Linked DNA regions of Homo sapiens: regions 1 and 2 are each linked to region 3. A link is an interaction called in ENCODE POLR2A ChIA-PET data of the cell type or tissue named here. Cell type or tissue: MCF 10A. All regions are shown on one strand. Each heading gives the region's core, and the rest is flanking DNA. Links, peaks and the distances in the headings are about the cores only.

The links. ChIA-PET counts read pairs that join two places held together with the same protein. Peaks named below come from ENCODE experiments on the same cell type or tissue, not always from the same donor. Only the 100,000 strongest peaks of a DNase experiment are listed, where the experiment ranks them.
Region 1: POLR2A ChIA-PET joins it to region 3 with 12 read pairs; 4 of 35 experiments call an interaction of 5 or more read pairs at or near these places.
Region 2: POLR2A ChIA-PET joins it to region 3 with 13 read pairs; 2 of 35 experiments call an interaction of 5 or more read pairs at or near these places.

What each region holds. Positions count from the first base shown.
Region 1 is chr3:190,335,722-190,343,277 of GRCh38, reverse strand. It overlaps a transcript of CLDN16 not described here. Among named protein-coding and RNA genes, the nearest start is that of CLDN1, 17 kb to the right of the region's middle. In MCF 10A, for the core only: a CTCF peak has its summit at 3,905; a DNase peak (open chromatin) is centred at 4,397.
Region 2 is chr3:190,371,743-190,379,298 of GRCh38, reverse strand. It overlaps a transcript of CLDN16 not described here. Among named protein-coding and RNA genes, the nearest start is that of CLDN16, 13 kb to the left of the region's middle. In MCF 10A, for the core only: no CTCF peak of the experiment used is centred there; a DNase peak (open chromatin) is centred at 4,778.
Region 3 is chr3:190,261,534-190,269,089 of GRCh38, reverse strand. No RefSeq gene overlaps it. Among named protein-coding and RNA genes, the nearest start is that of CLDN1, 57 kb to the left of the region's middle. In MCF 10A, for the core only: no CTCF peak of the experiment used is centred there; a DNase peak (open chromatin) is centred at 3,139.

The DNA of each region.
Region 1 (7,556 bases), core at 1,682-6,681, 74 kb before region 3:
CTAACAGGCGTGAGGTGGTATCTTATAGTTGCTTATGATCTATTTTCCTGATTATTAGTAATGTTGAGCTCTTTTTCATACACTTGTTGGCAACTTTTATGTCATCTTTGGAGAAATACGTATTTCAGTCCTTACCCAGTTATAAGTGGGTTATAAGTTTTCTCACTATTGAGTTGGATGAGATCTTTATAAATCTTTTATATTAACCCTTTCTCTGATACATGATTTGCAAATATTTTTTCCAATCCGTAGGTTGTCTTTTCATTTTGTTGATTGTTTTCTTTGCTATGCAAAAGCTTTTTGATTTGATATAGTCATACTTATTTACTTTTGCTTTTGTAGCTTAAACTTCTGGTGTGATATTCAAGAAATCATTGCCAAGGCCAATGTCAAGGAGTTTTTCCCCTATGTTTTTTTCCAGGAGTTTTATGGCTTCATTTCTTATGTTTAAGTCTTTAATCCATTCTAAATTAATTTTTGTGTGTGCTGGAAGGGTCCAATGTATTTCTTTTGCATGTGAAAATCCAGTTTTCTGAGCACCATTTATTGAAAACACTATCTTTTTCCCATTGCATCATGTTGGTATCTATGGTGAAAATTAGTTAACTGTAAATGTTTGGATTTATTTTGGGACTCTCCCTTCTGTTCCACTGGCTGACATGCCTCTTTTATGCCAGTACCATGCTGTTTTGTTTACTATAGCTTTGTATCCTTTTCAATTTCTTTCATTAATGTCTTATAGTTTTCAGGGGACAGGTCTTTCACCTCTTTGGTTAAATTTATTCCTAAGAATTTCAATTTTTATGCTATTGTAAATCAGATTGTCTTTTTGCTTTCTGTTTCACCTAGGTCATTATTTGCATATATAAATCCCACAGATTTTTGTATGTTGATTTTATATCTTGCAACTTTACCAAATTCTACCACCATGTGAGATGTGCCTTTCACCTTCTGCCATAATTGTGATGCATCCCCAGCCATGTGGAACTGTAAGTCCAATAAACCTCTTTCTTTTGTAAATTGCCCAGTCTCAGGTATGTCCTTATCAGCAGCATGAAAATGAACTAATACAGTAAATTGGTACCAGCAGAGTGGGGTGCTCCTGAAAAGATACCTGAAAATGTGGAAGCGACTTTGGAACTGTGTAACAGGCAGAGTTTGGAACAGTTTGGAGGGCTCAGAAGAAGACAGGAAGATGTGAGAAAGTTTGGAACTTCCTGGAGATTTCTTGAATGGCTTTGCCAAAAATGCTGATAGTGATATGGAAAATAAAGTCCAGGCTCAGGTGGTTTCAGATGGAAATAAGGACCTTTTGGGGAACTGGAGCAAAGGTGACTCTTGTTATGTTTTAGCAAAGAGACTGGCAGCATTTTGTCCCTGCCCTAGAGATTTGTGGATCTTTGAACTTGAGAGAGATGATTTGGGGTATCCGGTGAAAGAAATTTTTAAGCAGCAAAGCATTCAAGAGGTGACTTGAGTGCTGTTAAATGCATTCAGTTTTAAAAGGGAAACAGAGCATCAAAGTTCAGAAAATCTGCAGCCTGACAATGCAATAGAAAAGAAAATCTCATTCTGCGGGGAGAAATCCAAGCCGGCTATAGAAATTTGCATAACTAATGAGAAGCCGAATATTAATCACCAAGTCAATGGAAAAAAATATCTCCAGGGCATGTGAGAGACCTTTGTGGCAGCCCCTCCCATCACAGACCTGGAGGCCTAGGAGGAAAAAAATTGTTTAGTGGGCCAGGCCCAGGGTTCCTCTGCTGTGTGCAGCCTAGGGACTTGGTACCCTGCATCCCAGCTGCTCCAGCCATGGCTGAAAGGGGCCAACATAGAGCTCAGGCCATGACTTCAGAGGGTGCAATTCCCAAACCTTGGCAGCTTCCACCTGGTGTTGAGCCTGCAAGTGCACAGAAGTCAAGACTTGGGATTTGGGAGCCTCTGCCTAGATTTCAGAGGATGTATGGAAACACCTTGATATCCAGGCAGAAGTTTGCTACAGGGGTGGGGTCCTTATAGAGAACCTCTGCTAGGGCAGTGTGGAAGAGAAATGTGGGGTTGGAGCCCCCACATAGAGTCCCTACTGGGGCACCACCTAGTCGAACTGTGAAAAGAGGGCCATCATCCTCTAGACCCCATAATGGTAGATCCACTGACGGCTTGCACTGTGTACCTGGAAAAGCTGCAGACACTCAATGTCATGCCAGCCCATGAAAGCAGCTGGAGGAAAAGCTCTACCCTGCAAAGCCACAAGGGCAGAGCTGCCCAAGACCATGGGAACCCACCTCTTGCATCAGCATGACCTGGTCGTGAGACCTGGAGTCAAAGGAAATCATTTTGGAGCTTTAAGATTTGACTGCCCTGCTGGATTTCCGACTTGCATGGGGCCTGTAACCCCTTTGTTTTGGCCAATTTCTCCCATTTGGAATGGCTATATTTACCCAATTCCTGTACCCCCATTGTATCTAGGAAGTAACTAACTTGATTTTGATTTTACACAGGCTCATAGACAGAAGGGGCTTGCCTTGTCTCAGATGAGATTTTGGACTTTTGAGTTAATGCTGAAATGAGTTAAGATGTTGGGGGACTGTTGGGAAGGCATGATTGGTTTTGAAATGTTAGAACAAGATTAGGAGTCGCTAGGGGCAGAATGATATGGTTTGGTTGTGTCCCCACCCAAATCTCATCTTGATTTGTAACTCCCACGATTCCCACGTGTTGTGGGATGGACCTGGTAGCAGGTAATTGAATCATGGGTGGGAGGTCTTTCCTGTGCTACCCTCTCATGTTAGTGAGTAAGACTCATGAGATTTGATGGTTTTAAAAATGGGAGTTCCCCTGCACAAGCTCTTGTCTGCCACCACGTGAGACATTCCTTTCATCTCTGCCATGACTGTGATTGTGAGGCCTCCCCGCTGCATGGAACTGTAAGTCTAATAAACCTCTTTCTTTTGTAAATTGCCCAGTCTCAGGTATGTTTTCATCAGCAGGATGAAAATGGACTAATACAGTAGGCATCCTTGTCTTATACCAGATCTCAGAGGAAATGCTGTCAGTTTCTTCCCATTGTTTATGTTAGCTGTGGGTTTTCCATAAATAGCCCTTATTACATTGAGGAACTTTCCTTCTATACCTAAAGTGTTAGAAGTTTTTATCAAGAAAGGATGTTAAACTTTGTCAAATACTTTTTCTTTGTCAATAGATATGATCATGTGGCTTTTTGACTTTATGTCTGTTAATATGATATATCACCAACTGATTTGTTTATATTAAACCAACCTTTTATTCCAGGGATAAATCTCACTTGATTATGATGTATAATCTTTCTGATATGCTGTTGAATTTGATTTGCTAATATTTAACTGCTGACTTTTGTGTCAGTGTTCATTGGAAATATTGTCCTATAGTTTTTCTTGATTTCACACCCTTTTGCTTATAATTCTAGTATAATATTTATTTTTTGACTTTTATAACAACTACCAAGATAGTCATTATTCACTATTAAGACTACAAGCTCCGCAGGAGTAGTAGTAATTTTTTTTACATATGTGGTAAAACAATAATTGTTTAATGAGTTTTTAAGGCAGTATATGTGGTTTCAATTCTTGCAGGAGGTTAGGACATATTAATCCTTAAATCAATTTTACTGCTGACCTATCTTACAAGTTTACCTAATGTATGCTATTTCCAATGATCATTAAACTTCTAGCCCTTTTCAATTATTTTCTAGACTATTACCATAATCTATGAAATTATATTTTTGCAACTAGACTTGCCTCTCATACATTGTCTCCTCAACACTGCTGCCAGATTGAGCTTTCTAAATGTGAATCTAATCACATCACTCCCTGCTTGCTTCTGCTTCATTAGTCAGGATTGTGACAGGAAACCAATGTCACACACAAATGAAGAATAATGTATACACAGGAAATGACCACTAGGTGAGACTGTGGTTCTCCATAGAGAAACCCAGCCATTGCCACATGTAATTGAGTTAGGCCCAGAAGCCTAGAAGCAGAGTATTAGACAGAGAGTCTTGTGCAGGTGATTTCTAGAAGGAATACACTTAGAAGTCTTTAAGGAAGCAAGAAGAGCAGGAAAAGATGAAGGATGGGTAGAGTTAGGCAATAATATGATTTCAGAAGTTTAGTCTCAATCTAATCCCCTAGTTAGCTCTCTAGAACATAGATTATAATCAGATAATTTTCTTGGCCAGAGAAAAGAGAGCTGCACTGTCTTATCCCTGCACTTGTCAGTCTTTGGAGAGAGAACAGTGTAACTTCTCAGGCATTTCTGGGTGAGGTAGCTTCAATCAGCTGAGGACAACCCTACAGTGAAATGTGCTAACTTGAGCAGTTATCAGCCAAGACCTGCAGGGGTATGAGTGTACCAGCCCAGTCAAGGAGATCTGGAGAAGTGCCAAGAGCCACTTCCAAGTCTGCCACTCACACTTCTCAAATCCATTCACTTCTCACAATAAGTTCTTCCTATCTGGTCTTAGCTTCTTCAGAATTTGAGTTGGTCTCAATTTCTAGGAAAACTTGTAAGAGGAGCATTTGTAGGATGAATTACAGCCTTCTTTGCTGCAATTGATCTCAAGGCTGTCAATAATACACATTATCCCTGTCAGCTACAATTATAGATTCCTTTTACACTCAGCTAGGACTTCAGTTCATCTAGGTGGCTTGTCTGGTGGGATGTCTCAGACACTCATCCCTGAGAGCCTTGATTCCCTAGTTACCACGCACTTGCCAGGCAATAATTGCTGTACTTGTCAATTTATAATTAAACTTGGGCATGAGGGTACCAAGAGATAACCTGCAGTTCACGTAGGTATGAAAAGTATTTCTCCATGCCCCTATTAAGTAACAGCAGCCCTTTTCCTTAGGTAATCAGGCTAAAATACGCCACTACACATTCAAATATCCTAGTGTACACAATCTTGGCAGTATAATAATTCCTTTTCTTGCTTGTTGGTCCACTTGAAGAACTAGAAGTGATCATGTATCAGCTGTATCTTTAAGTTCTATGAGACTCTTGTGTCCCTGAGTGAAAGCATATCTTCTCTGGGACCTCTGGATCCACAGGCTCTAAAATTGAGTAGACAGGCAATACAACATCTCCTAGTCAATTCTTGGAGTGGCGGTGAAGTAGGGCTACTATTTCCTCCGTCTTTTGGTTACTGAACTCATGTACTCTACCTACTGGGCACCCTGGCACCATGTAATGGCTGTTGGTTTAGGATGAATGTACATCTTTCTGAAGTATAGTGTCTCCATCTACAGGCATCATCTTCAAGATGGTACTACAGCTATACATTAAAAGGGGCTTTCCTATGCTCTATAGGGTCAGCTGCCACTAATTGATTCAATGTATCATAGGATCAGGGGATATCTTTGCCATGTTCCCACTACCAGGCTTCCTTTGCCATAAAGGGGTTCTCTTGATCTGAAGTGATATTGTATGAGATGCTATCCAATATCTCTCTCTGTGAGCCTTTCTGTATAATGCTGACAGAAATACTACTGGTAGAAAAGGCAAACACATCCTAGGAATGTGTGTCACTACTACTCAGGATTAATTGTTGCTTTTGTCAGGATGAGAGCAGTCCAGTTTTATCAGCTTGCCACCAAAATGTCTGGCTGGTTTTGTCAAAGAATATTATCATATAAGGAGCTCAGCACAGAAATGTGTTGGTTGATAGGTTGGATATGGCATCGGGTATATGAGCTTTGGTGAGAGGAGAACGCATTCTTATCGTCCACATATTGTCTCCATCTATGCTGCCATGACTACTACATTCGTGAGACCTTTCAGCTAGCTAAGTTTCTTCTTATCTATTGGGCCATTCTCCACACTTGGTTGCTTTGTGTCTCTAACTTGATGAGGGTTAACACGTAATGGTGAGTTCTTCTTAGTTTCTGCCCATTTCCATATGTTCATCCACATGCTTCTTTCTTGGATCTTCTTGTCACTAATATGAAAACATTGCTTTGTTCAGGCCAAGCTATCCACCAATGACCATGTGTATAGCGTTCTTTTAAGCCATTTGTCACTCAACAAAATTGGATTACAAGTAACACTAACCCAAATCCTGCCTCCTGTTTGTATTTTCCCATGAATACTGTCTTCCAGGACTTACCAAGTGGGGCTATATTACAACAGCAGTCCATTGTCCACACCAACATACTGAGATGAACAATCCATGGACCAAGCCTGTGTTGTTTTCTTCCTCTATTAGCTGCTCATAAGGATTCTCCCATGAGGTTACAAGTGTGAGCTGATTGAGTGGTGTCAGGTGAGACTGTGCTGGTGACAAAGAAGTCTGGAATATTTGTTCATCCAGCTTACATATGCCCTTTGGATATTTTAAGGGTGATCCATTCTGTAACACTTCTATTTTATAAATAATTGCTGTTGGGGCTGCTGTAGTTTATTACTTGGACTGCCAGCGTCCAGTTCTTGGCGAACAGCTTTTGTCTCATGTCTTGATGCAACTGCATTTTAAATCACATGCTCTGCTGCAGATGGCATGGCCTTGCTCCACAATCTCAGCAGCCTGTTATGAAACCCTTCTGTTGGGGCTTGTCAGAGACTCCACACAAAACCTTTATCTCCTAGAGATAACTTTTATGCAACTATAGGATCTGTTGGGCCACATAAGCCATGTGGTAGGACAGCTTGTGCTATATGGCCTGAACATGCCCTTTCTTGCTCAGGGCCTCACTGAAAACGGGGAACTTTCCACAGCACTTGCTAAATCATTCATTGTAGTATTCCCAAGTGTTGTATGTGCTGTGTTTTACTTCTTTTTTAATGGTAGTATACAAAAGATGCCATAACTTTGCCCTTTACCTTGGAAGGGATGTTCGAGTATGCACCAGACCACTGGATCCCTAAAAGCATCGTATATGTGGCAAGCCACTGAATCTGCATGGCTTAACTCCCACTCTCTGAAGCACATCTGCCTTATTATGGCATCCAGAGTCTTACCTAGGCATGAATTTAGGCTTTTCTGAAGTTTTGCTCTTGTCACAACTAAGGCCTATGGTTCACCGGCTCAACATGCTCCCAAGCTGCAAGTGAGAAAAGTCTCTTTAAAGACTTCCAGAAATAACCTCTGACTTTTGCACTTAGTTTTAAATTAATGATTAGTCATTTTTTTTTCTCCTGAGTAACCAAAAGGCACACAACAACTAACACCAAATTCCACGTTCCATAATCTTATTATTTCCCCTACTTCTCTCAAATGCCAAAGACACTGTAAAAGCTACGGCATCTCCAACACTTTAGCAATTGTACTGTTAGAACATTCAAGAAACTATAAATACTCTACTTACCACTAGGTTTGGGGTCATCCTTACTACCAAGCTGGGGTCTGATTCAACTCCAGAATTAAATCTTTAGAGTCTGCTTTATGGGACAATTTCTAGCAATAACTGTCATTTATATTGAGCTCCCTAGAAGCTGTGTTCTCTAGAATCAGTGTCTGAGACAGATAATTTTATGCAAGTCATTTATTCAGGGCATGCCCTTAGGATAAACCTTTTTTTTTT
Region 2 (7,556 bases), core at 1,682-6,681, 110 kb before region 3:
GTAGTTTATTTTGGAATACATTTTACATTCAAGAGGCTAATCATTTTAATAGAAAAATGGACTGGAATTATAGAAACTTGGTTTCAGTCCAAGGTACACTTCAGAATTTTTTAGCTTATATTGTATTGAAATGAAGGAGGTGAAACTTTGACAATTGTTCAGTTGATCTGACCATTATAGAAAGCCAATCTATGTAACTGAGGCTCAACAACAACAAATCAAGTACGTTTCTTTGCTTACGCCTCAAATTTTCAAAGGTCTATAGCCCAGTTTTTGAAGAATTAATGGAAATAACTATCATTATTCCTCATTTTAATCATATTCAATTGGAGTATATAAACATTTGTATTTATTTTTATTTTGTACTACAAGACATAATTAGAAAGGCATCATATCACCATTTTATAGATGACGAAAATGAGGACTATATATTAAGTGACTTATTCAACCTGACACAGCTAGAAAGTGGCAGAATTGGAGTTTGGATCCAAGACAAGCAAAGTAGAACACAGGCAAACGTCCAGTGGAAATTACAAAAGCCAATGTAGATGAGTCAGGGAGATGGAAGTCCTCCCAAGGAGAGTGAGGCCTACTCAAAACTGGCACTTATTCAGGAACAAGTTTCCATTTCACCTGTTACTTGTCCAAACCCTTACTCATCAAGATCCGACAGCAGGACTCATACGTAAGAACTCATCTACCATTGAATAGGATGGAATCAGGGCCTGGCACCCATGATATTTGGACTGCCATCCTGGTTTCATGAAAGCTCTCTGCTGAAACGATGAAGCAAGTCACTTCATTCCCTTGAATTTATCAGTGAAGTAGTTTCAATCATGAGTGATCATGAGTGATCAGCCCTCAGGGAAGCATCACTCATGAAAGGTAGAAGGTTCTATTGTACTGTATATCCTGTTCTCTACATGTGTGAAAACCTTGTGAGTTTTACCCTCCTTTAGAAAGAACTTCTCTCATTTTTGTCTCTTATCTCTCGTCTGCTGATTCTACCTACTGAGACCCTCCTTCATCTTCAAGGATCTTCTCAATTGCTGTCTTCTTGTAAGTGCATTGTGAGCCCTCATTCATACGTGACCTTTTCTTTGAATTATTATTAGCTCTTTGCTTGTTGTAATAATAATTATATAAGAGGTAGTCACTATTATAAGCATGTGTTTAATGGACAAGGAAACAGATGATTGGGGTGGTAACTTATCCCAGTTTTTCCAGTAAGTAAATAATGGAGCCAGGATTTAAACCCAGGTTTGACTGACTCCAGAGAACATGGTCCTAAATAACACTATGCAATATAGACTTCTACTTTGTTATCCCCATATCTTTCTCTGCTAGATTTCTGGAAACTCCTAGTTAAAACTAGAAAGGAGTTTGGAGATACTCTTGTTCAGGAATTCCTTTTACAGATGAATAAATAAGGTTGCAGGCAAGTATTTTCCCAGGATGACAGCTGTTAACGAGAAACCTAAGACTCAAACCTTCTTTACACTTTTAGCTCTACCTGTAAGATTCATAAGGGCAGAGAGGGTGCCCGCTCACCCTCTTATCACTCGCAGAATTTACACACACATCTTGCTCTTAGCAAGGGCTTAAAGAACTATATTTCACTGGAATTTTTTGGCAACCAAAGATCACTAATCAGAAAACAGAGATTTTAGAGCTTTTCATAGTGATTAATAACATACATTGAATACAAACCAGTAACTGTTACTTATTTTCACATCTAAGGAGACTTTAAACAGAGAATCTCAAAATACAGAGTTGTTTTGCTTTGTTTTGTTTTGTTTTACCAGGGACAAAGCTCAACTAAACTTATTTGCAGAGATGAAACTAACGGAGACCCAAATGGAACCCAAGAGTACAAACTCTTATGATAGAAGGATGATGACCATGTGACCTCCATTTTTAGTAAAATGTTTCAACCCAAGAACTTAAACAGAAGTGAAAAAAAAAGTTATTTGGATATCAAATGCATTAGCAGCAGCATTTGCTTGGTGCTTCCTTTACCACATTCCTATCTTTTTAAAGATTCTCATCAATAGCAGAAAAAACTGCAAAGTATGCAGCACAATATGCAGATCTTTCCCAAGCTGGTTCTTCTTTTCCTCTCTAGATTCACTTCTTATGCATCCCTAATATGTACCCTGTTTTCTTGCGGTTCTGAAATGCATACAGTTCCTTTGAACCCAGTAACATTTTCTCTGGCATCCAAAAAAGGCTCTTCCCGTTGCCTGGAAGATTTCTGTCCTTCTCCTTTCCTCACTCCTTCAGCACTTAACTAGCTTCTCTGCCTCTGTCTAGACTCAGGTTTCATCATCCGATAGTTAGTTGATTCTAAAGCCTGTTTGATCACCAGAGTCACCTGGGAATTGCTATTAAACATCAGATGCCCAGATAAATAGTGATTTACAGGCATTGCCATTTCTTAAAATTGAATTACCAGGAGATTCTGAGAAAGAACTGCCTGAGATAGCTTCTCTGAGTCTACCTCTTCCTGTTACATCACTTATCAAACTGTAATTCTCTGTGTCTCTTCTCCTTACCAGGATGGGAATTCTTTATGGGCAGAGAAATGCCTTACATTTCTCTCATGGCAGCATTAGATCAGTGATTAAGTTTGGATACCTAAACGAATACATTCGGTTTGCAAATCATTAGCTTATTTACTCAAATTGTTTCCTCTGCCTACAACATGACCATGTACACCCCTTTATATTCCCGTAACTTTTTCAGACTCTTTTGGTTAAAATTACTCTCTCCTTGCTGTATATTCCTATGGAAGATGCTTTTGTTGATTTTTCTCTCATAACACTTTATAGTTTTACTTATATTTATGTGTTTGTGCATCTCTCCCACCAAGTTCTCAGCTCCTGAAGGTCGGAGACTAAGATTTTTTTTTCAATTTTGTGACTTCTTCAGTAATCATCAACATACCTTTCATTTCTGTTGTTGAATTATCAAAATTTTATATTTCTTTAATTTTCTAATCTTTCATATCATTAATATTCTCAGAATACAATCCTTATGACCATTTAATACTCCTCAGAAATGCGGTTCTCCTGCACAAATGCTAGGGAAAGTCTTATGTGCTCAAATTGGTACAGGATTCTTAATAATAAATCTGTAATTGATAGTTTCAGCACAACATATTCTGAAGTCAATGATGTGGATTCCTTTGAGAATTGTGCCTCAAACATCCAACCCTATTGTTCTTTCAGTTCCAAGCTATACCTAGTAGTACCTGCCACTAAAACAAACAAAAAGTACAAGAGAATAATTGTGCTGCTTGGCAAAAATGGAGGGGGTTACTGGAATTATTCTGCCAGAAGTGATCTGAGATCAAGATACTGGCACAGCAGAGACATACGTTTGAAGCCAGGTGACAACTCAGGGTGTTTTTTTGTGGGGGGAGGGGTGTGAATGTTTAACTGAGAGGCAAGGGTGAAGAGATGAACAAGAATCAGTGAAAGAAGATGACCAGAGGAAAGTAACAATTTAGTTGCAGAAGCCGAATCTTCTAAAAATGGAAAACCTGTGAGGCACTCATTTTGCATTAACCCACAAAAACCTCGCTGGATAGAGGGGAGACTCAAAGGAAACAAACTGGGATCAACAGTAAATGTTTAATAAAGAGATAAGTGAAGAACAAGCAAATGCATTAATGAATATCTGGTTTTACTTACATCTAAAATTTCAAGTAGTACCATAACAACCTGTTTTTTAACCCCCTGCTATCTGCTTTGTGTAGCAATGTCTAAATCTCTCAACTGGAACTAGGATCAACCATAAAACAAATTGGTTTCTTCCTGCATGACCCATAGTCATGTATGAGGTACTTCCTCTTAATTCCAGCATGTGATCTTTTTTCATCTGAGTTCCTGCAATGGCCAATAGCTTTCTCTAGATCTGTAGCCATTCTACACTTGCAGCCTTGGCATTCCAAAGAGCCTAGAGGCTGAAGCAAAATTAAATACCAAGTTGGAAAACAAAATGAAACAGCCTAAATCCCCTTGGTCAGTTAACATTTGCAAAAATGCTGTCAGTAAGTTATTAAACAAAGATTATTTCTTTGACCTTAAGGAATTATATATGAAAGAAAAAAGTAGGGTTATCTTATCACTTCTCCTAAAGTGCATCTCACCAACAGGAGTTTAAACATCCCTTCTGAATAAATAAAAATGAGGGATGAAGTGCAGGAGATAGACAAATAAAAAGATAATTCCTTGCAATAACACACAAGGTACCTTTAAAAGTTTTATAAGTATATGCCTCTTTTTATAAGGAAATATAGTATAGATATAAATCCAAGATACTTGTAAATCTAATGCCATGTAAACTTATTTAACTGTTCCCTATTCTCTACCTTTATTTTTAAGATATCAAGTCCTATTTACTCTCTGCTTATATTCTCATTAGTAATACTTAAAACTAGACCAAAAATAGTAATAAAAATCGGCACACAATACATGTAGAATTTTTGAAATATTGTTTTAGGTTTAGTAGCCTTGGTCTTTTTAAAAACAAACTTTCTTTTTTGTTTATTTTAACTAACAAGTGTTGTTGTTCTTTTTGAAAATAAATGATGGAAAACTGAAGAAGTAAGATTGATAAATGATATGCCTGGATCTATCTAGAAAGCTAATGTCTAGATGTGGGAAAAAACTGAAAACTTAACATGCTGACCTTCACATGCTGTATGTGTTAGATCCAACCACAAGAGAATGGTTTTCCAAACAGGTGGCCAACAACGAGTTCAGTCCTGCAGAGTGATAAAGAATGGATTGTTATAAGGGTGTTAGGGCAGGAAAGGGAAGCAAACACTTAGCTTGCCACTCCCTTAAATGGCATCTTTTATGAACTTTGGCATCCTTTGTAAACTTTTTCTGGTCAAAAGCAATTCATGGAACTTGTTGATAACTTACACATTTGGCCCTGTGCAAATTAAGGGTCTCTGACTCTGCTTCAGGGAAAACCACACACACACACACACACACACACACACACACACACACACACAATGTTTTTCAGGGCTGGAAGGAAAATAGAGAAAACCAATGACTCCACAGATTGATGATTCCATTACTCATATGGTAGACTATTCTGGATTCTTGGAATCTGGAGATTTTTACTTGCATTTTGATCTCTCCAAAACCTTTCTATGACTGAGTTCTATGTTTATATGACATAAAACCCAACGAGCTAAAATTTTGCTGCTTAAAATTCCTCCTCATTTTTTTTTATCATTCAGAAGAAAATATAAGCATTTGGGGCTAAACTTCAGCCACTGAGAAGTTTCTTCCATCCAAATGGAGAAAAAGGGGAATTCAGAAGTTTCCTAACAAGTAAGATGAGTCTTTTACTTGCAAGGGAAATGTATAAGGATCTCTCAGGTCTCTTGCCAGACCACCAAAACAATACTGATCTGTTTTCTTTTTTTTTTTTTAATATGGGCACATTATAGGCAATTTAAAATATATACCACTATCATCTATATTTCCTACATCATTGACTAGCTCTGAAGAATTTCTTCATGCAATAAAAATGCGTCCTGAGCGCTGGACTAGCTATTGGATAATCAGTGATGACTGACACCTGTTCTCTAAGAGCTCACAACCTGTCTTGATAGATTAAATAATCTTATCTTAAATAATGCACAACAGCATTATTTAAGGCAATATAAATTAGTTAAATGCAATGCATTATAACTATATTTGAGGCCTAACCACTCAAACTATACTTAACAAGTTTAGTAAAGAATAGTCTTTCTTACAGCCTTTATGTTAAAAAAGCATTAAGTCAAAATTTCTTTGCAGCTTTTCAAGAAGATTGAGAATCAGAGAACAAATGTATTTGTTCTAAATGAGTTACTCATAAAATTATATGTTCTTAGCTTGTATGATTAATGAAACTGTTCATAAAATGCTGCTGTGGTCGTAGGTGTAAAGTAAGAATTTGCTGGCTAATAGGCCCAGTGACTCCCTGAGGATGAATGAGGGACAAGGAGCAGATTGGGTGAGTCAATGGACTAAGGCTCTAGAAACCCTGCAACCCCTGCTGAAACAGATATTTATTATGTTAGAAAAATCATATCACTGCCTTGAGCCTCATTTTCAAAGTATAAGGAGAAAGGGAAGGGACTTCTCAGCTGTTAAAATTCTTATACTAAATTGGATTTCCTAAATGCTACAAATGTCAGATAAAGAACACCTGAGAGACAGAGCAGGTAGGCTATGTCAGGGACTGGAAGGCAGAACAAACAAAGGGGCTGCCCTTTGAAGAGTCAGGCAGATTATCAGCATGTACAGTAAGGATTCCGACACAGGCAGAAATGCTAGAAGGAAGAAAAAGATGAGGGGTTAAATGGCTGGGGTCAATAGTCAGGAAACAGGAACTGGGCTCCATGGAGCTAAAGATTCAGGCTCACAAAAGCAGATCAGATACAGGTACAAGCCCCTCGTATTGGGAAGACCTTGATACTTAAAGAAGGCCTTTGACAAATGACTGCTTTTATGTTTTCCTTTAAGGAGAGGATTGAAGGAAAGCTAATTTGAATGAAATTGCTAGGGACAAAGGGCCACATTACACAGGTTCACAAATACTAGCTCATTTTTGTTTAACTCATTTATGTATTTATTTTTAGTTAGAGGCCTAGTCTTGCTCTTTCACCAAGGCTGGAGGGTAGTAGGACATTCACAGCTCACTGCAGCCTCAAACTCTTAGGCTCAATTGATCCTCCCACCTCAGCCTCCAAAGTAGCTGGAACTACAGGTGTGTGCGACAAGCCCAACTAAATTATTTTTATTTTGGGGGGGAAGGGGGTCTCAACATGTTTCCCAGCCTTGTCTCAAACTCCTGGCCTCAAGTGATACTACAGCATCAGCCTCTTGAGTATCTGGGTAAACAGGTAGGCTCCACTGTGCCAGGCTCAATACTAGCTCTAATTTTGGTTTGTTTGTGAGGAAACTGGAGTTCAGAGAACATCAGTAAATTTCCCCACTCTCAGGGATGTGAAGGAGCTGGGTGTCTATCCTGAAAGTGTTGGTAATGAGGCTGACAGTGGTGTCTCCCTCTGTTTGCAAAGCTTTCCAAGTCTTGGGTTGAAAAAAATAATTTCCAAATGCTGTCCAAATACAAGACTCATCCTTAGCCGGCCTCAAGTATAGCTAATCCTGCTGGGATGTGACCTAAGTGGGGAGTGAGAAAGACTGTGAGACAGGGCATGGGACCTGAGATAAAACACATCTTACACTGGAGCAGGTGCTCAGAGCCAGACTAAGACACCCTTATATGTGAGGGCAAACAGCTCAAGAAAGAGAGCACAGACGCAAAAACTTATGGTGGCCAAGGGCAGTCAACAGCCCAGCCAGGTAGATGTTCGGTGACCTGGGACAGCAGATATGTGGGCTTCAGTGTCAGGGAATCTGGTGTCTCTCAATTTACATAACCAAGGAAAATGGCAGAAATTTTGGCAGACTGAGCATCTGACTTGGAACTAGGGTTCAGGAATGAGCAAATTACCAGCTGCCAGTTGAATTGGACAGAAT
Region 3 (7,556 bases), core at 1,209-6,208:
GCTTTCTAAATTTTACAAGTCTCTTCTATAATTTATGCAATTAGTACACTTAGAAATCTTTACTGATTGTGCTGATTAACTGAAGTGTACCAGTTTTCTGATGTGTGAGACAGTTTGTCTTTTTCTGTTGACTCAACACTAAAGCTTTGCAGTATATTGAGCCTTAACCCTATTCTGCCCATCCCACAGCTGAATATAAGGTTAAATAAGATACAACCCATATACTTCTCATTCTTATGCCATTCCACATCCAACAATGTTAGACTAATCAAGAGGGATTCAGAGTACTTTTGGCTTCAACTCTGAAAATGTGAAGAGCTTGGAAGTCATCGCTCCTGCCCCTACGACAAGAAAAAGTTGAACAAGTTGAAAATCAATGACTTTTTTTAGATCTATTAGAGAAGTGAGACGGTAGACAAAACATTACATTACCCTGAAGAGACAAATGAATTCAGGGAGACACAGCCAAGATCAACTTACCTGGGGCAGAAGCTACTAAAGCTATAAATGGATAGGAACAATTAAATGGGAATTTTGATGAATTTCTGGAAGCTGAGTAGCTTTTCATATTGTCATAGTTGAAACCAAAAGTACTCTGAAAAAAATTTGGGGACTTTAGTCAAGAGTAGCCCCACACTTCTGTGGATTTTTACCTTCAGGAACCCCACCAGGTTCATAAATTGAAGAACCTCTCATGGCTGTGGCAGAGGGAGGAGAAGAGTGATCATTTGAAATACACAAGCATTCTGCAACAAAGTGAGAGATAAGTTTGAAAAAGGTGAGAGAAGCAGTTGTGAAAAGCCACATGAGTGACATATTTCATTATGATGGCATGGACAAGAACAAGCCAGTGGAGATGCTTGCATGACATCAAGCACCAATGCGAAGGATGGGTGAGAGGGGAGAGGCTGGAGGTAGAGACAAAAAGCCTTTGCGGGATCTCAGACGTGCAGCGAAGAGGACTAGCGCCAGGTGGGGGAAACAGGGAAGTTAGAGAGGAGTTCATATTGGTCATGGGCACATGACATCTATTTCTACACCTCGGTTTCTCATCGTAAGAAGCCTAGTACTTGAAATTGCAATAATTTAATAAATACTTATTGAGCACATATAAAATATTAGACACTGTTTTATATGACACTAAAATGAATCAAATATCAATCTTTCCTTCTAGAACCTCAAATCTAGTTGGAAAGACAGACCCACATGAATAAATCAAATGTAAGGCAGAGCATGAAACAATTTTTATTAGTAATGGGCTCCAGATGTTCCCTTCTGAGACTTCAAGTCTTGTCTTCTTTTAGCCCATTCTAACAATGGTCATTCAAATACTAGAATAGATAAAGATAAAAAGAGGAGAAAGAAACCTCAAAGTAGTCAGAGAAAACGTCCACCTATAATTTATTTATTTTATTTATTTATTTATTTATTTATTTATTTATTTACTTTTGAGACGGAGGTTCGCTCTTGTTGCCCAGGCCGGGGTGCAATGGCGTGATCTCTGCTCACTGCAACCTCCGCCTCTTGGGTTCAAGTGATTCTCCTGTCTAAGACTCTAGAGTAGCTGGGATTACAGGCATGTGCCACCATGCCCAGCCAATTTTTGTATTTTTAGTAGAGACGGGGTTTCACCATGTTGGTCAGGTTGGTCTCAAACTCCTGACCTCAAGTGATCCACCACTTTGGCTTCCCAAACTGCTGGGTTTACAGGCATGAGCCACCACATCGGGCCTGATCATTTAAATACTGGTGGTTGAATATTAAGTTTGAATATTAGTTTTTAGCTTGAACTATTAGAAATATGGTAACAAAAATGATAGAAATGTATAGTTGCCAAGAACATTAGAAAAATTGTGAATTTCATTTGAGAGAATCTTTTACTCTGAACTTAAAAGCTTCATTGAATTTCTAAATAACTTCTTCTACCATCCAAGTCAATTCATGAAAAATTGAGACACAGACCAAAGTAGAGACTTTCCAAATTTGTGCACGTGGTATGCAAGAGCAAGATGAGGCAATGAGCTGATGACAGAGCATCTACAAAAAGATGCCTTGCAAACATTTGGAAAACTGAAACTAAAGTAGAGGCAGGGATAGACATGGATAGACATGCTCACTTCTTCAACACTGATGTAGTTAAAGTCTTGAGAATAAATTGAATTACTAAAGGGGAAATTGTTTAGAGAGAAGAAATAAGAGCCAAACACTGAGCCATGTGGTAAATAATCATGTCTTGGTGAGAGGAGAAAGAAACCTCAAAGTAGTCAGAGAAAATGTCCACCTATAAAGTAGAGTACCAGGAGATAATGTTCTCATAGAACATAAGGGATTTGAGATTTCAGAAAAAAAGCAACAGTCAGCAAATACTAATGATCTAGATAGATCAGGGAAATTGTTGACTGAGAATTAGACAAATATGCTCCCTAATACAATTTGGAAGATATGGTTTTGGAAGAAGCCAGAATTCCATGTACTTCAGTTGGGGATTGAGTCTTGCTTTTCAGATTAGGAAGTGTTATCATTTATCTCTTTGGGCAGGGTAACTAGAAAGACTGGAGTGGTGTCCTTGTCTTGCTGCCAGCAGTGATGCCTCCTCTTTGGCTCAAGGAGAGAGCTTCAGCACTGAAAGAGCTTCATGCTACTCTGAGCTCTGCCCACCAGGTTTCACAGTAGTCCTATATTACAGTATCTCTGATTATTGTCCTTAAAGTTAATGTATATTCATTTTCCCAGAAGTTCAGAGTAGGACATGGATTTTCTACCACTAACTGGCAATATTTTTTGAACCTGAGATACTTTTTAATCTGTGCTATTGTACTCAGTTAATAGCCTTATGCTGAGTTCTATGCAATGACATTGTTTGTCATTAAAGATACAGAAAAATGAGACATATTTCCTGCCTCTTGGAGAAAGATATGCAACACAGATCTGATGAGTTGTACAGAGGCATGCAAAGTATTGAAAGATCACATGAGGTGGAGCCTAACAGACTGAAAGTTTGTTGACAGAAATGTTTTCTGCCAAGAAGCTCCCAGTCCCGGGTCTCTTACTCCCTCCTCCTTCCCCTTTTCTATCCACATCATGCTTAATTAGTTTGTGGACAGCAAGTCTTGTATCTTTGCAGGCGGAAAGACGTCACTCCAGTAGTGTGCCTGGTTCTCTTGACTTGCCAGTTAATGCCCCATCTGACTCATGGTGCCACAGGTATTTATTGCTCAACAAGCCAGGTGTGATAGCTCTGGGAGAGCCAAATCCCACAGCCATAATGAAGGCTAGAATTTTCATTTAGTAAACAACTTGGTCCATATAATTTTGGCTTTGTTTCCTTACTTGATCGCGCTGTTGCCTGAAAAATACAGGTTTGTAAAACTACATATTTTACTTTGAATTTATTTCTAGAAAGTGTGTCAGTTCAATAGCAAAATTTAGAATAATTTTTTCATCTCTATTTTTTTGAATGTTTCATTCAATTTTTTTTTTTAGAATCATCCCACATCTGAATAGAAGGAAACCTTAAAAACTATCTGATCTGGGACTTCTATCTGATTCTTGAATCAGGTAATTCCTCTAGCCATGTGCACATCAGCTATTCAGTTACCCAACAGATGGTGGCATGTAACTATACTTACCATCAGTCCAAAACAATGAAACTTCTTTATGAGATGGTCTATTATTTCTTTAGGGTGTTATCTTCTCTGGCTTTCAGAACAGAGGCCTCATAACAATTCTATTATCTGCACAGTGTTGTACACTTTTCAAATTGCTTTCATTGCATTTCCTCATTTGAGTCTTACATTCCTGTGGGAAAAAAAAAGACAGAACTGCAGAGCTGGTATTGGCCCTGGACACCAGAACAGACACTCAGATGGCTGGGTTATAGTCACCAGCTCATATTATGGTGACTGTCAGAATCTTTTTCAACACGTCTACATGACTGCCTCAAAAACCTTTATTGGCACTGAACTTATGAAACTACAGATTCCTGAAGGACAAATATCCCATGTCCTAGTGTTCAAATTAAATTTCTATTCTTCAATGTAGTGGTTGTAGTTGACGGGGAAAAAAAAAAACTCATTATATCATTGTGCTTTGCCATTATTGTAAGGAAAATAATGCCATTATTATTTTTTAAATTTAGAAATAAATTTAGAGACTTCAAGATGTCAAACCGTGTAAGAGTTGCCCTAGTTTACGCTTGAAGTTATATCAAATAATATTCATCATGGATTTTGGGTTTTGTGCCTCTTATGTGGCAGTCACAGAGCTAAGCTCTCTATATACCTAGTGCCCCTTAAAACTTACACCACCACTCTGAGGTGTCACTATTCCCATTTTATAGTTGAAAAAAAATGTTGAATAAAATTTGTAGGAGGCCATTGATTTAGACTAAGTTCCTGTTCTAGGCCCAACAGATCTAACCAATATGGAGTCCTTCACGCTAGTAAAACCAATTAACTTGGGAGGATACTCGTATATGGGTAGCTGGATTCTGGTTAGTTACAGTAGCTGAGCTTTCCTCAGTTGTAGGGGGCCAGCTAATTGAAATAAACTGTAACAATTAAGTTGTCCTTTTTGCCTCACTTCTATTTTCTATCCATAAAAACTGCCTAAACACACTGTAGATCAGGAGTTCTTAGAACCTTTTGGTTCTGAGGGCTGCCTGATTTGTGAATCATTTTTGTTTGTTTGTTGAATGCTTTCCTTTTCCCCTCAAATAAACTCAGTTAAATTTAAACTTGTCTAGGTTTTTTTTTTCCTTTTAACAAAACTAAGGCTTAAGCAGGTAACAAAACTAAGGCTTAAGCAGGTAACAAAACTAAGGCTTAAGCAGGTAGAACAACTCGCCCAACGGTTAAGATCAGAAAATCCCAGGCTTTTGGATTTAAAATTTTAGATTAAATTTAGATTTTTCTGACTTGAAATCTTGAGCTCCTAGATGTCATGCTAGTATTTTTTCTCTTTTCTTTTCCTTTCTTTTTTCCTTCCTTCCTTCCTTCCTTCCTTCCTTCCTTCCTTTCTTTCTCTTTCTTTCTTTCGAGTGTTTTTCCATTTTTTTATTTCAATAGTTTTTGGAGTACAGGTAGTTTTTGGTTACACGGACAAGCTTTTTAGTGATGATTTCTGAGATTTTAGTGCACCTGTCACCTGAGCAGTGTACACTGTATCCAATATGTCATCTTTTATCCCTCACCTGCCCCCCAATCTCCCCACCTCCCAAGTCCCCAGGATCCATTATATCACTCTTATGCCTTTACGTCCTCATAGTTTAGCTCCCACTTTTAAGTGAGAACATATGGTATTTGGTTTTCTATGCCTGAGCTACTTCACTTAGAATAATGGTTTTCAGCTCCATCCAAGTGGCTGCAATGACATTATTTTGTTCCTTTTTATAACTGAGTGGTATTCCTTAAAGCATGATGTCCAGACTATCTGCATTAGATTTACCTGGGATATGTATTAATAAATCAGTTTCCTAAAACTTTCCCCAAGCTACAAAAAAAAACTTCTGGAGATAGGGTGCAGGCATCTTTATTTGGAGCAAGTTTTCATTTGGATCACTAAGGTGTGAGAACCACTACACTCTGCCACCACCCTCCCTCTCAACCAGTTTTACAAGAGCGAGGGAAGGGTGTGGAAAAGCTTTAGGCTTCATTGCCTACCAATGGTACCACCACATGAGGATGATTAAAACCAGTGTTTACTGGGGCTTATAGCCCTCACGGGGGATGCACCTGGCTATTTTGATATGCTTGGGCCATGTTTTATGCAGAATTGAAAAATGGAGAGTTTTTACTATCTTCCACTTTTTTGTTTAGAGATAGTGATGATAAGTGAAGAAAAAATCTCAGAACTTTGTGTAGAAATGCTGTATATATTTCTAAATAGCACCTCTTCTCCCTGTTTCAAGGTCTCTGCAGGTAAGCTATTACCATTCTTTTGGGGTATTCTTGCCATAATACTTTCTTCAAAAGTGGGATGGGGAAAATAATAAATCTCATGAGCCATTGAGGACTGTTTATTGGAGAGAGACATGCCAGGATGAAACTTGCCACTTTGATCTGTGTGGAAGAGTGTGCAACATAGGAACCATGAATGCTCAAAAACTCCTCTGAAATATGTAAAAGGAGGTGTTTATGGGGAGAATCATGGAAGGACATATTGTCTTCAGGGTTTCAAAATGAGCCCAATATCAGACATGAGGAATCTTCACACTTAAATATCAATATGAGTTTGTACATAAATATTGCTCCATCCTGCCTGATTCTTGTGTGGATGTCCTGCCTCTCCAGCTAGTCTGCCATACTTCTTTGCAACTACTCCAAGCTCTAGTGTAGTGAAAAATACTTATTTGGTTGCTTTGTTGATGTTGAGTGTGAAAATCCAATTGCAATTTGGGTAAGGTGTTCTGTAGAGAGTCCTGGTTTTCTAAAGTAGAAGAAAAATAAGTTATTACTCTTCTGTTTCTGTGAGATTCTTCATGACTTTTGTAAAATAAACATGATAGGACAATTTAGTTTTTCCCATTTTTCAGTTTATCAAAGTGTGATATAAATATATGATTAATCAATCATGAGGGCTGCCCTGTGCAGACACTATTCACCCCACCCTCATTTTTACTGATGAGAAAATATGACTCCAGAAGTAAAGGTAATTGTACAAAATGATAGAGCTTATGCCAGAGTCAAAACAGTAATTTAAGTCACTCCAAACCAAGGGCATTTTCCTCTTCAAGAAACCTCTGTGGGAAAAACTTCTTCAAAGAGTGATAAAAAGTATAAATTACTATTGTTATTACCATACACTATTGATATTATTATGCCTCATGTAGGTTTAGCTTTACTTCTTTCAGAATGCTGATGCCTGTTCCAAGGGCTTTCATGACAATAAACTAAAATATTTCCTGCTTTTGAACATTTTGAGATTATAAGTGCAAAACCTGCTTGAAGGGCTAGATGTTGTTTTCATTTATTTTCTTTGTGGGTGGTCTGCTGTGATTCCCAAGACCACCACCATTGTAGATCTGGAACACTGGCTGATGATACCCTGGGGAATTTAGAGCTGTGGTTTTGCCTTCCAAAACAACAGCTGAGCTAGCCAAGCCCAGGTCAGCACACTCATGCACACATACACACTCACACACCTGCATAAAGAGATTAGCCTCCAGCCTCAACTCCACCCACTCAATCCCTTCATCTAAGTGTTCCTCTTGCCTTTCCAAAGCATCCACTCCCACCCACAGACATCCAGAGATCTAGGCATGCAGATCTCAAGATCCTAGGGAAACCCTTCCCAATCCAGTGATTCAGCTTTCTCAAACAGCAACCTGAGCATTCAGTCAGGAAATTCTTATCTCAGTGTGTGTCTCATCTTGAAAATGCATCTACCTCAGCATCAATTTCTTTCTCTCTGTCCTGAGGCTCCCTGCATGCATTAAAAGAAGAAAGCAATTCCACCACTGGTAATGTTATGCTTCTTTCTGGCCATTTGACATGTGTCAGGTGTATTCCGTAAATCAGATGCAGGCCTGGGATCTGCCCAGTCTTTGCCCTCTAACT